Linked DNA regions of Homo sapiens: regions 1 and 2 are each linked to region 3. A link is a contact called in ENCODE Hi-C or POLR2A ChIA-PET data. All regions are on one chromosome and are shown on one strand. The core of a region is the stretch at or near the end of the contact, and the rest is flanking DNA. Distances in the headings are between cores, read along the strand shown.

What was found. A loop is a pair of places that touch in the nucleus more often than their neighbours do. ChIA-PET counts read pairs that join two places held with the same protein, here RNA polymerase II (POLR2A). Pooled maps may share reads with other maps.
Region 1: a map of HepG2 shows a loop between it and region 3 (7-fold over the local background). The contact joins two enhancer-like sites. A Hi-C loop is called at or near these places in 24 of 168 maps with a recorded cell type or tissue (HepG2, K562, PC-3 and 12 more) and 10 of 50 pooled maps. POLR2A ChIA-PET finds 5 or more read pairs at or near these places in 12 of 52 experiments (AG04449, BJ, Caco-2 and 8 more).
Region 2: a loop to region 3 is called in a map of tibial artery, with 9 times the contacts of the local background. The contact joins two enhancer-like sites. A Hi-C loop is called at or near these places in 28 of 168 maps with a recorded cell type or tissue (Caco-2, HepG2, K562 and 17 more) and 22 of 50 pooled maps. POLR2A ChIA-PET finds 5 or more read pairs at or near these places in 9 of 52 experiments (Caco-2, H1, HEK293 and 6 more).

The regions. Positions count from the first base shown.
Region 1 is chr6:56,481,061-56,484,770 of GRCh38, forward strand. It overlaps DST (dystonin), which reads right to left. Exons shown (of 104, transcript NM_001374736.1): 89 at 1,623-1,817; 90 at 990-1,118. Among named protein-coding and RNA genes, the nearest start is that of COL21A1, 240 kb to the left of the region's middle. Within about 2 kb of position 1,696, at least 3 of the 41 ENCODE cell types and tissues checked have a DNase peak (open chromatin) inside an H3K27ac peak, as active enhancers do; they include transverse colon, where a contact is called at or near this core.
Region 2 is chr6:56,505,557-56,509,111 of GRCh38, forward strand. DST (dystonin) reads right to left here. Exons shown (of 104, transcript NM_001374736.1): 75 at 2,973-3,199; 76 at 1,111-1,233; 77 at 887-988. Among named protein-coding and RNA genes, the nearest start is that of COL21A1, 260 kb to the left of the region's middle. Within about 2 kb of position 2,284, at least 6 of the 41 ENCODE cell types and tissues checked have a DNase peak (open chromatin) inside an H3K27ac peak, as active enhancers do; they include ascending aorta, heart right ventricle, left ventricle myocardium inferior and 1 more, where a contact is called at or near this core.
Region 3 is chr6:56,540,627-56,544,177 of GRCh38, forward strand. All of the region lies in intron 61 of DST (dystonin), which reads right to left. Among named protein-coding and RNA genes, the nearest start is that of COL21A1, 290 kb to the left of the region's middle. RefSeq lists enhancers at 1,565-2,330, 2,035-2,454. Within about 2 kb of position 2,230, at least 40 of the 41 ENCODE cell types and tissues checked have a DNase peak (open chromatin) inside an H3K27ac peak, as active enhancers do; they include ascending aorta, heart right ventricle, left ventricle myocardium inferior and 2 more, where a contact is called at or near this core.

The DNA.
Region 1 (3,710 bases), core at 446-2,945, 60 kb before region 3:
AGAAAATGCTATGCAAGCTTGTACCACTTTTTAAATGACATGGCAATATTTCATCGCTATAGATTCAGCAACCCATCTTTGATAGAGGGTGTTAATTAACATAACAAGTCTCCACACATGATGTAATCCATGCTACACTAGAATTAATGATGTATTTCCAGCCTGACTTCAAAAGACAAAATTATTTACTGGTGTTTAAAAGATCCTTTAAAGTTAATAGGAAATGCTGACATCAACACTACATTGAGCGTTACCATTTCAAATTCTTGACTTTTTGAGTCAAAGGTTAAAAAACATTTGTTAAGAGATATTTGGATTACTCTCTGAAGGGTTTTGGCAAGTTTCATGCATTGCCGCAGGAAAGATCTTGATTTGAAAACTCAATAGCCAGATTTAGACTTGGTTAGTTATTCAATAGAATATTGGCTTATGAAATTCATTTTTAAAGTTTTTAATGTATACTATAGGTTTCTTCTAAAAAGGATTTAAAAGGCTCTTGATTAAAAACAGAAGCAGCAGAGGCTTAAAAATAGATTCAAAGATGAGTTATTAAATTACCTGTGTGTCTTGTTTACAAAGGGCAAAATTACTAATTTACAATCCTACGGGTATAATTTTATAAATGCCAAACTGCTCGTTAAAGAGGTTTTATTTTTGAAATCCACATGATAACTGCAACAATCTTGACCAATTTTGGTCAAAAGCCAAAAAGCCTAGATAAATCAATATGCTTCCTTGAGATAGGAAACAGAGTAACTACCTTCCCTGAAAAGGAAACATCAAAAGACAGGTACACATACATGTGTGTGGGTGCATGGGGACATACATATGTAAGCAATGTGGACAGAAGTACACTCTCAAATGTATCAGGTGTTTAAGTATTTCTCAGGAAGGAAAATATTCATGCAGTTGATATTTGTAATCCCGAGTCTATTTTCCCTGCTTTGATTTTCTAATTTAGCTTTACATAGCATTTATATATTACTCACTTTATGCTGATCAATGAGAGTCCGGAGAGCATCCTCATCATCTGGGAGGACACCATGGAAACGCAGGGTTTGCTCCGCCTCAGCCAGCCACTCCAAGAGGGCATGTACCACCGAGTGGAATTCCTCTGCCTAAGAGTTCACACACACACACACCCCAAACAAAATTCCCAAATATGCCTGTTAGCACAATTTACAAAACTGTATAGTGGATTCATCCCTTCAATGAAAAAAAAAAAGTTTTAAATTTAATTGCTTCATTACTCCCATTAAGAAGATAGAGATACACATATTTTACAAGAAAACACTTAATATATTAAAAAAAAAGCCTATATGAAGAAAAATTTACCACTTTAACAACTTGATTTTAGATGAATGGCAGTCCATCATACTTCCAAGCTGAGACATTACTCACGCAGCACTTGTATGTGAAGATTAGAATGCCTCCCTCTAGCAGTAATTTAAATTCATGAGGGAGGGTGGGAGAAGGATCAAGGCAATGTTGCTATTAGAATTTCCTTCTTCAGACTGTCCTGATTGAGACACGAGGGCCTCACAATTTTTTACTAGAATAGTTCTTGTTGAGGTTTCAATACTTTTCCCATTACACCCAGCTCTCATTTACATGGTTTTTACCTGACGCAGGGCTGCTTCTAACCGTGTTTGCTTTGATATAGAAAGTGCACACACGGTCTCCCAGCGTGTGCTTAATTCCTGCATCTGGACCTTGACCCAGGAGGAGTCATCCCGACTGCCTTCTATGAGTTCTCGGGCTGAGCGCTTCAGGGCCTGCACACTGCTGGTCCTCTTCCCCAACTCTTTTTGGAAGGCCTAAGAAGACCATATTTTGAAAAATTAATTTTAATTACAAAACCAAAACAGCAACACATACTGTTTGAGATATATATGTGCACATAACATCATGTAAAGATATCTAAGACCTACAGTTTAATAACCATATTTCTGGCAGCATCTTCAGAAGATAAATGACACACTGCTCCTATTTGAGCACCATCAAGAAGAGTCTTGTATAAATTTGTTCAGTCCTGTCACATTCTCATGAGAAAACAAGATAAGATTATCTTATTTTAAAATGACATATTGGATTTAAATAATGGCAGCCAGCCTTCATTATTTCAATTTCATAAAACAATGCAACAAATTCCTTTTCTTAATGATTCTTTAATATGGTGTCCCAATTTCTCTCAAATCACTAGTGTGAATGTCAAGTGGATGCTGGCTTTGGCACTACTCTAAGAGATGTATCTAAGAACCTAACAGAGGACTAAGCAATCTTGATGTGTGTACCACGGATGTCTTAGAGATAATGGCAGGGAATTCCATAGGAAGTTGGCAGATGGTCTTTTATTCCTATAACACTCCTTGGTCTTTCATAATATCTTAGGTACTAACTCATAATGTCAAATTTTAGAGGCTTAAATCCTTGTCTTTCACCTTAGAGGAAAAGCTTCTGGGTTTGCTTTTTTTTTTTTTTTTTTTTTTTTTTTTTTCCTGCCTAATTTTGACAAACTGATGTGCCAGGAATTAAATTCATTTATTTTGGCCACAGACTGATCTAAGAAGTGAGCCCAGAGCTCTTTATTTTTGATCCAAGAGTCTGTGTATGCAACTAGATCTTTCAAACATTAATAACCAACATTCTGTCACAATAAAATTAATGTGTTTTTAAAAAAATCATCATAAATGAATATTACCATTTGGCCATATCTATAGGTTTCTATTCTGATACTCAGATCATTCACAAAAGTGAGCCTATCACAAAAGTGATTATTTGACTGATTCAACTCTAACAGTTAAAATGAGATGTGCCTGCAGAAAGACACAAACACACACGTATACACCAATACACACATTCACACACACACAAGCACACATGCAAATGGTACAGTATCTAAATATCCCATTTATGATAGGACTAGTCCAATAGTTTTCAGAAGACTTTCCAAAGCATTTTTACATACTTGAACTTCTTGAGCCTTCCAGTTGTATTACTAATGCTAAATGATTAATTCATTCTTGATGACCTTTAATATATAAAAGATCTGGCAATTACCTAGAGTAGTAAATATTTAGACAGTGAGTTTACAGAAATGGCATTTATGTAAAAAGTAACATTACGCTATTCATTACTCATTGAATAAATGCCAGGAAATAGAGAAGTTTGTATTAACCATACACAAAACATTTATTTCAATATAAGCAAAGCCATGTGATTTTTAAATTTTTAACTTTTGTAGACTTGACCAATGTTCTTTATTTATTCTTTTATTTTATTTTAATTTAGTTTGTTTCACTTTTCAGGTGTAACAAACTCTCTTATGGGTATAATGATAGAATAGAAAGAAAAAAGGAAAAATAAATATGTAATAAGACTTTTAAAAAGAATGGTAAGATCAAAATAGCATAACCAATATAAAGAGAACATTATAAATGGAATAAGTTTTCTGAACTCAGATACTAGAGAGAAGAAATACAAGATGAATTTAAGTAGAGTGATGTAAGACATTTTTATATAAAGTCAACTCCAATACAACTATTCTACATTAGTACTATGCTTCATATTGTTTCCAAGGCTAAGTTGCTTTATATCATTTGGTCATTATTTTGGACCTTACACTTAGTTGGACACCTTGAATATTACCTTTGATTTACATGACATGACAGTTTTACATGCATATCAGGAGATTTCAAGGAAGCCAGTTT
Region 2 (3,555 bases), core at 1,034-3,533, 35 kb before region 3:
GTTCAAAAAACTTCTCAGCTGGCATAAAGCCTAGCTGTGACATTTATTTTTACAAATATAGAAATGGAATGGCATAATAAAAAAGGAAAAGATGTTCTCATCTGGGCTTTAAAAATAATATTCACTTAGTGTTATGGAAATACTTAAGCTTTTTCCATATGGTAAGAAGGATGAAAGATTAAACTCCTGCCAGTCTGTTAGGAAACGGAGCAAGGTTAAGGGAGGTAGGGAGAGAAATATACCCGAGTTGGCCTCAACTGACAAGATAATTTTTAATATTAAAAAAAAACCTTATAAATGGTTAATGAACTGAATGAAAACCCTTAAGTGAAAAACAACTATTAAAAGAAATTATATACATGGAAAAGAAGAAAACACTTTTTACACACCAGATTATGACCTAATAGAAATCTATTTTTGTACATGGAGAACACTGGCTTCAAATCAAATTTCTTTACTTCTGACTTTAGTTAAACTTGGTGATATTTTTAGATAGTGTTTACTCCTTTCATCTTATTCCACTCAGAACAGAATTCACATTTAGTTCCATTTCACTGTCTGGTGCTGAGCCATTTATAAAAAACACTGTGTGAGAACATTTACTTTCACTTAAAAAAAATCAAAATATTTCTTTTCAAAGTAAATTTCACTGAATGTGTATACAGAAATGTGTTTAGATGTGTATATAAATCTACACATATCTGAAAGGTCAGAAATATCTTCTAAAAGACAAAACATGAAATGAGATACACAGGCAACTGCAGGAATAATTTGCCCACAATTGCATATGCACTGGCAGATCTTGAGGTGGTGCCAATATGTAGACATCAATTAGTACGATTCCTCCTTCCAGCTAAGACCAGCACATACACTGTAATCCCCTTACCTGCAGTCCATCCTGGTACTGAACGGCAGCCTGCATTGCCTCCTCAAGTTTGTCAATCCGGTCTTTCCAAGCTTTATTTAGAGAATCCCATGCTGAATTTAACTACAAGATGTATGTTAGAATTCTTTTAGTGCCATATTTTAAACTTTCAACTACTGTTAACAAAATATTTTAGTTAACTAAAAACTTTTTAAAAGCCATTCTGATAAGTAAGCCAGTTGTACCTCATCTATACTCTTCTTGACAATGGGTTTATCAGGCTCCCCACATGCCGCAATGAGTTCAGAACCTAGGTTAATAACTATATCCAGCTCCTCCTGTAGTCCATCTATTTCTTCCCTTATGGTCTAGAATAAGAAAATGACAGCCTTAGAATTTTAAGCAAAACCACATCAAAACTTTAAAAAGTACACAACAATATCAATGGTAGTTATTTCTAGAAGGTGGCATTCTAATCATTTTTCTGTTTTCTAAGTTTCTGCAATAAATTTTTTCAACAAGAAATATTTTAAAAGAAAAACAGCACCCTTTTAGTAACAAATGTCAAATGTTTATTATAAAGATATTTAAGAAATGATAAATAAGAAATACCTTAACAAATACCAAAACAAATTTTTAAAAATATCAACAATACTGTAAGGCTTAGAAAGACATTTTGGTTTCCAAACCAATATACATTTAACATAGACAAGTAAAATATAAATCCAAAAACAATACAAATTAATATATTTGTTAGTAGATTTAGAATAATCTAGCTTTGGATTTACATTTTATGTCATTACCCTAGGCAGGACCAGGTAGGACCTGTAAGGTACAAAGATACCACAACAGAAAGGCAGTATCCTACTTTTGCTTTCATCTTCTTGGTTAAATACATTCATTCATTCAACAAACACTGAATAACCATAAACCAAGCCCTAAACCAGGCACTGGGGATACAAAGAAAAATAGATATGGCTATTCCCCTCAAGGGGCCCACACTACAGCAGGAAAGACAGAGGCATAAGCAACAGTAAACCATACTATGTGCAGAGTCCTTTGCATGAATAAAGTATTACGGGAACACAGATGCACTAACTCTGCTAAGTATACAAGAAAAGGTTTTACATGGGGGTAATGATCCAACTGAACCCTGAGTGGACTTTGCCAGTAGAGTGGCAGGAAGGACATTCTAGAGTGAGGAAATAAGATGCGCAAAGGCACTGACGCTAGAAAGAGCAAAACAGTTTGTTTTGGGAAACGCCCTTTCTAATCAGTAGCAGGGAGGGAGTTTGGTAAAGGAGCAAGAGAAAAACATAACTTTGGAAACATAGGCATGAGCTAGGCTGGCATGCAAAAAGCTGCATGCCCTGCTCTAGGGAGTTTGGGCTTGATCCAGATGGCAGGGGATGCCTCTGACGGGGTTTAGGCAGCAACACAGTAAGAGCAGATCTAGAGAGAAGACTGGCAGCAAGGTCAGAGGCCTAGCAAGGAAAAGACAGTCTGCACTTTGGATTACTTTGGAAGCCAAAAAGAAAGAGAGAGATAATAAGGCCCTGAAATAAGGCAAAAACAGTGAGGATAAAGAGAAATTTTTTGTTGTTGTTGTTTTGTGTTTTTGTTTGTCTTCTGAGACAGGGGCTCACTCTGTCGCCCAGGTTAGAGTATAGTGGCACGATCTTGGCTGACTGTAACCTCCACCTCCCAGGTTCAAGTGATTCTCATGCTTCACCCTCGAACTAGCTGGTACTACAGGTGTGTACCACCACGCTTAACTAATTTTTGTACTTTTAGTAGAGACAGGGTTTCGTCATGTTGGCCAAGCTGGTCTCAAACTCCTGGCCTCAAGTGATCCGCCCACCTCGGCCTCCCAAAGTTCTGGGAATACAGGCATGAGCCACCACGCAGGCCTGAGAAATTGTTTTAAACATACAATCTCAAAGTGAAATTTGTGGGTATACTCTATCTCCTACTGTATCACTGCACATTCCATTTTCAGAACCAAATATAAATGTTAACAGAGTAACTCCTAACATTTACCCAAGGAATCTGGATTTCATTATGCCACAACTTATTTTTCTAACTTTAAATGAGATTTTCTGCTTACCTCTGCTGCTTCTTGCTGTTGTTTTACTACTGAAGGATCAATTCCAGGATCTTCCAGGTCCCGGATGAAATCTTGAGTATCTTTAATGGTAACTATCAATGACATGTGATCACACCAGAACTTTTCTGCTAGCTCCATCACATCCAGTAGTTTGGCTTCCCTCTCTTCCACCAGTGTGTGTATGTTCTCCCAAATGAAAACCATTTGGTCAAGCTTATCCTGAACAGCTATGAAGCAAAACAATATCCACAAGGCGACTGGTTAGCCCCACGTAACCAACAAAGCAGAATGTTATAGTTCACACAGAAAGTAGTGATCCAATTTGCTAAGTATCTAAAACTGGACCAAGTTTTGAATGACCCCAGTCCAGTGGATATCAGTGGGTCCAAGAGTCTATGCCAAATAACATAATATCTCTGGGTCTGCTATTCTTGCCAAACCAAGGTTCTTCCTGACAAAAGTGAGCTCAGAGTAGAACCAAGTTTATCAAGTTTCAAGTTCATTAAGGCTATCCTTAATCCCAAAGGGAGTGAAATAATCACCTAGGTACACTTTTATGCTCCCCAAATCAAGAGTAAAATTG
Region 3 (3,551 bases), core at 980-3,479:
TTTCGTCCTCTTCTCCAAGGTTAAAAATATGCTCATTTTCTCTATTTCTTGGCATAATTAATGGGTCACACTTCACAGGGCTCTCTTTCAAATTATTCTGCAGGCAACAATTTTCATCGTGGATTTCCCTTTGACCATTTACATGTTTTGCTTCCTCTAGTGGAGAAACATCATGTAAAATCATTTTGAAATTTTCATCAGGGTGGGCACTTTGACATGAAAGCAGTGGGATTTTCTGTTCGCTAATGGAATTAACAGAAAAAAATGGTCTGTATTGGTCTGTTACAAGAATATCTTCAGTAGAAGACAAACTTTTAATTCGTGACTGGTCTCCAGTTAAAATGCCCTGTTTTTCTTCCCTCTCTGCTGGAGGGCTACATAAACCAGAGTCATCCTCCTCCGAAGTGAGAGAATTAGTACCCCATCTGCACTTGCTGGCCTTGGTAACAGCATCTGACATATCAGCAGGTTCAACAAAAGAGCTTTCACTTTTGTTTGCATAATCCATAAAATTGGCCGGGACAAACATTCGCCATGACCGTCTATGCTCTTTCTTTTCCGCATGAGATTTGGCTTTAGGTAATCCTGTGGTTCGAATGATATCACTATTTAGTTTGAGTGCATCAAAGATCATCTTTTCATCTAGTTTGTTAGCTTCCCGACCTCTCAGCTCAAATACACTGGAAGAAGTAAGGGCACCATTAGAGCATAAAGAACTAACATCCAGTGTTCTGTGACTGTAGGGTAAAGTTCGATCTGTAAAATGCCTGGAAGATAGACTACCTTTTGAACCAGAGTCTATCTGTTCATTTAGTCTAACAGTATCATAGATTGACCGCTGTGGGACGTAACAGTCTTCGATATTTAGGTCCTCCTCTTCTTCACCCTTCCCTACACATGGGGGATTCTGACGTAAACAGTCTGGTCTGCTGAGTGGCTTCCCCATTTTGCAGATAGTTAAAACAAATATTGCAGCTCTTGACACAGATAAGAAATAAGATAAAGCATCTTCCAAAAAAGTATACTTCTGAACAGAGCTATGGAGTGTCTTTAGCATAAAGACACATGCTCAAATAATATATTTCATAATACATGAGGTGTTTAAGGTCATCAGCAGTGCATCAGTATAAATGCAACTATCCTTTTACCTGGTTGATTTTAGGATGATTCTAAACAATAAAGTGCATCAATAACAGAGAACAAAAATCTCCTTTGTCCACCTTTCCCAGCTCCCAAAGTCCCCGTTCACACACTCCAAAACACAGAAAATAAACAAACACACACTTAACAGTGGCTCAAACACTCAGAACATTCCATTGTCAGTCCATTTCCCTTTTTAGTCTGATATTTCCAGATTAAAATTTCCAAATGAGCAAGCATTTTAACAGCCTGAATGTTAATTTCGGCAGAGCTCTGGTTAACTGTAATCCACTTAAAGATGGCTTGCAGAACTCCACCATTCTGGTAAATAAACCATGCTCCAGAAATTTAAAAGACAAACACAGGGACCTGGTATTGTTCACATCAAGGCACAGAACAAATCTTCAGAGAAAAATAAGTTAAGTCTAACGTTATGAGAAAGTTACATTTTTCTTTTACTTTTTTTTTTTGGAGGGGGGAGTAGCTATAAATAAACTTGATTGAAAAGGCAGGTTTTCTTCCTGTTTTAAGCTTCTTCAATGCTATTCAGAACTACTCAAAGGAAGAAAGAAAAAAACACCAGACTTTTAGACACCCAGGGCAGTACAATCCAGCAACCGTTTAAAGTAAACAGAAAGCATGGTGTACTACTAAGCTTCTTTAAAAAAAAAAAAAAAAAAAAAAAAAAAGCCATTTCCAAAGATTCTTATCTGGTCCTCCTTAGGAAGGCTTATTCCACCTGAGGCAATTGCAGCAACGAAGAGCTCCGCGGCTTCCTCTAAGGCACAGGCAGCGTAATTCACATTGAGCAGAAAACCCAGGGACTACATTAGCCTTTGAAACTGAACCAAGTTCTGTGGCCGCGGTATGGCCTTCATTTCAGCTGGGGCTAGAGAGAGACGGTGGCGGTGGAGGCAGCAGAAAGAACTCCGGAAGGGAGCTCCGGGGCTGTCCGCGGCTCCTCAGGGCAGCACGGTGCCGGGCAGGCATGCTCTCCAGCCAGGGCGCTTGCAGCAACGCCCTCTCTCTTCAGGCACCATCTGCTGCGTCTCTGGGCCTGCCGGGCGTTCCGGAGCCGCAGCTCTCTACCACTTCGGTGCTACGCCCTCCCGTGACTTAACTTCGCAGTCATCTTTCGCTTCTTCCCGGGAGTCGGCGAGCGGTTTCAGTGGGAGGTACCTCGAAGCCGAGAGGCTGCAATGTAACAGCTTGTGGTGACATCAGCGCAAAGCAGGCCGAGTCCGGCCACTGGGGAGAGGGACAGCTCAGGTTCAAACACCGCGGAAACCCCGCCGACTACTTCAAAATGGGAGGGGATCCGTAGGGCTTGCGGAGGCAGAACCTGGCACCGGGAGATCCGCGAAGAAATTATTTTGTGAAGGTCCAGAGACCGCACTCATTTGAATACTAAATGGGAAAAGGGGGGCTACATAGGTCCCTATCCTTCAGTTGAAACCGCACTTTTACACTGAAGAATCTGATGCTTCAGCAGTATCTGCGATGCAAAGTGCAGATCACTTTGAAGTCGAGAGTGTTTTGCCGTTCCCTTTTGAAGCCCAAGTTCAAATCTAACTGTTCTCCAGAGTAAAGTATTCCTACCAGTGAGGGGCTCTCAGCACTGCTGACATGAATATTAGTAGTTACTAATAACCATACAGTACTCTTGAGGTTAACACAAGGCCCAAGAGTGGTACTCACTGACTCCAGATATTTAATAAACAAAATCACCTCCACAGATTTTTATCTACTGAACACCCTTCTAAAAATACTGTTTGAAAATAAATTCAGCAAGCCAACTCTTAGTCTTTGTAGGAAATTTAATAGTTTTATTTAAATAAAATCTAAACATTCTCTATTTTACAAAATAAGAAACATCGTCAGAGTGTCAGTTACAAATGAAGCGGTCTTTCTTCAATCTCATAAAATAATCATTTGAACATGAACAAAACTGTGCTAACTCCAAATGAAGAAGGCAGTTCTAGTAAAAACAACTTTATACTTTCTTTGTTAATTTTACAGAAAAGATGTGGGAGGAAACTTTTGTGCCTTTAATGAGAAAACGTTATCTCAATATTCATTCGATAAATCTAAGAGTTGAATCTTTTTTAAAAAAATCTTTTCATAATGAAAACTCTATCGGTAACTCATCCATTCAACAATTATTAGATTATTAGATGCAACTCAGTATGTGGCCATCATTAAGTTGACTAGATATATGACTATCTATAAAGAAAAAGAGATTTAAAAATATCCATCCACATCACAATATCAATGCCAATTTTTCATGTTCAAGACGTGAAATATTTCAACAAGCACCTGATTCTGTGGTGTTCAAGCACACAGGCTGTAATAAGGCACTGATAAGAGAAAGAAAAATGGTCTCATACTTACCACGCTTGAACAGTGGATTG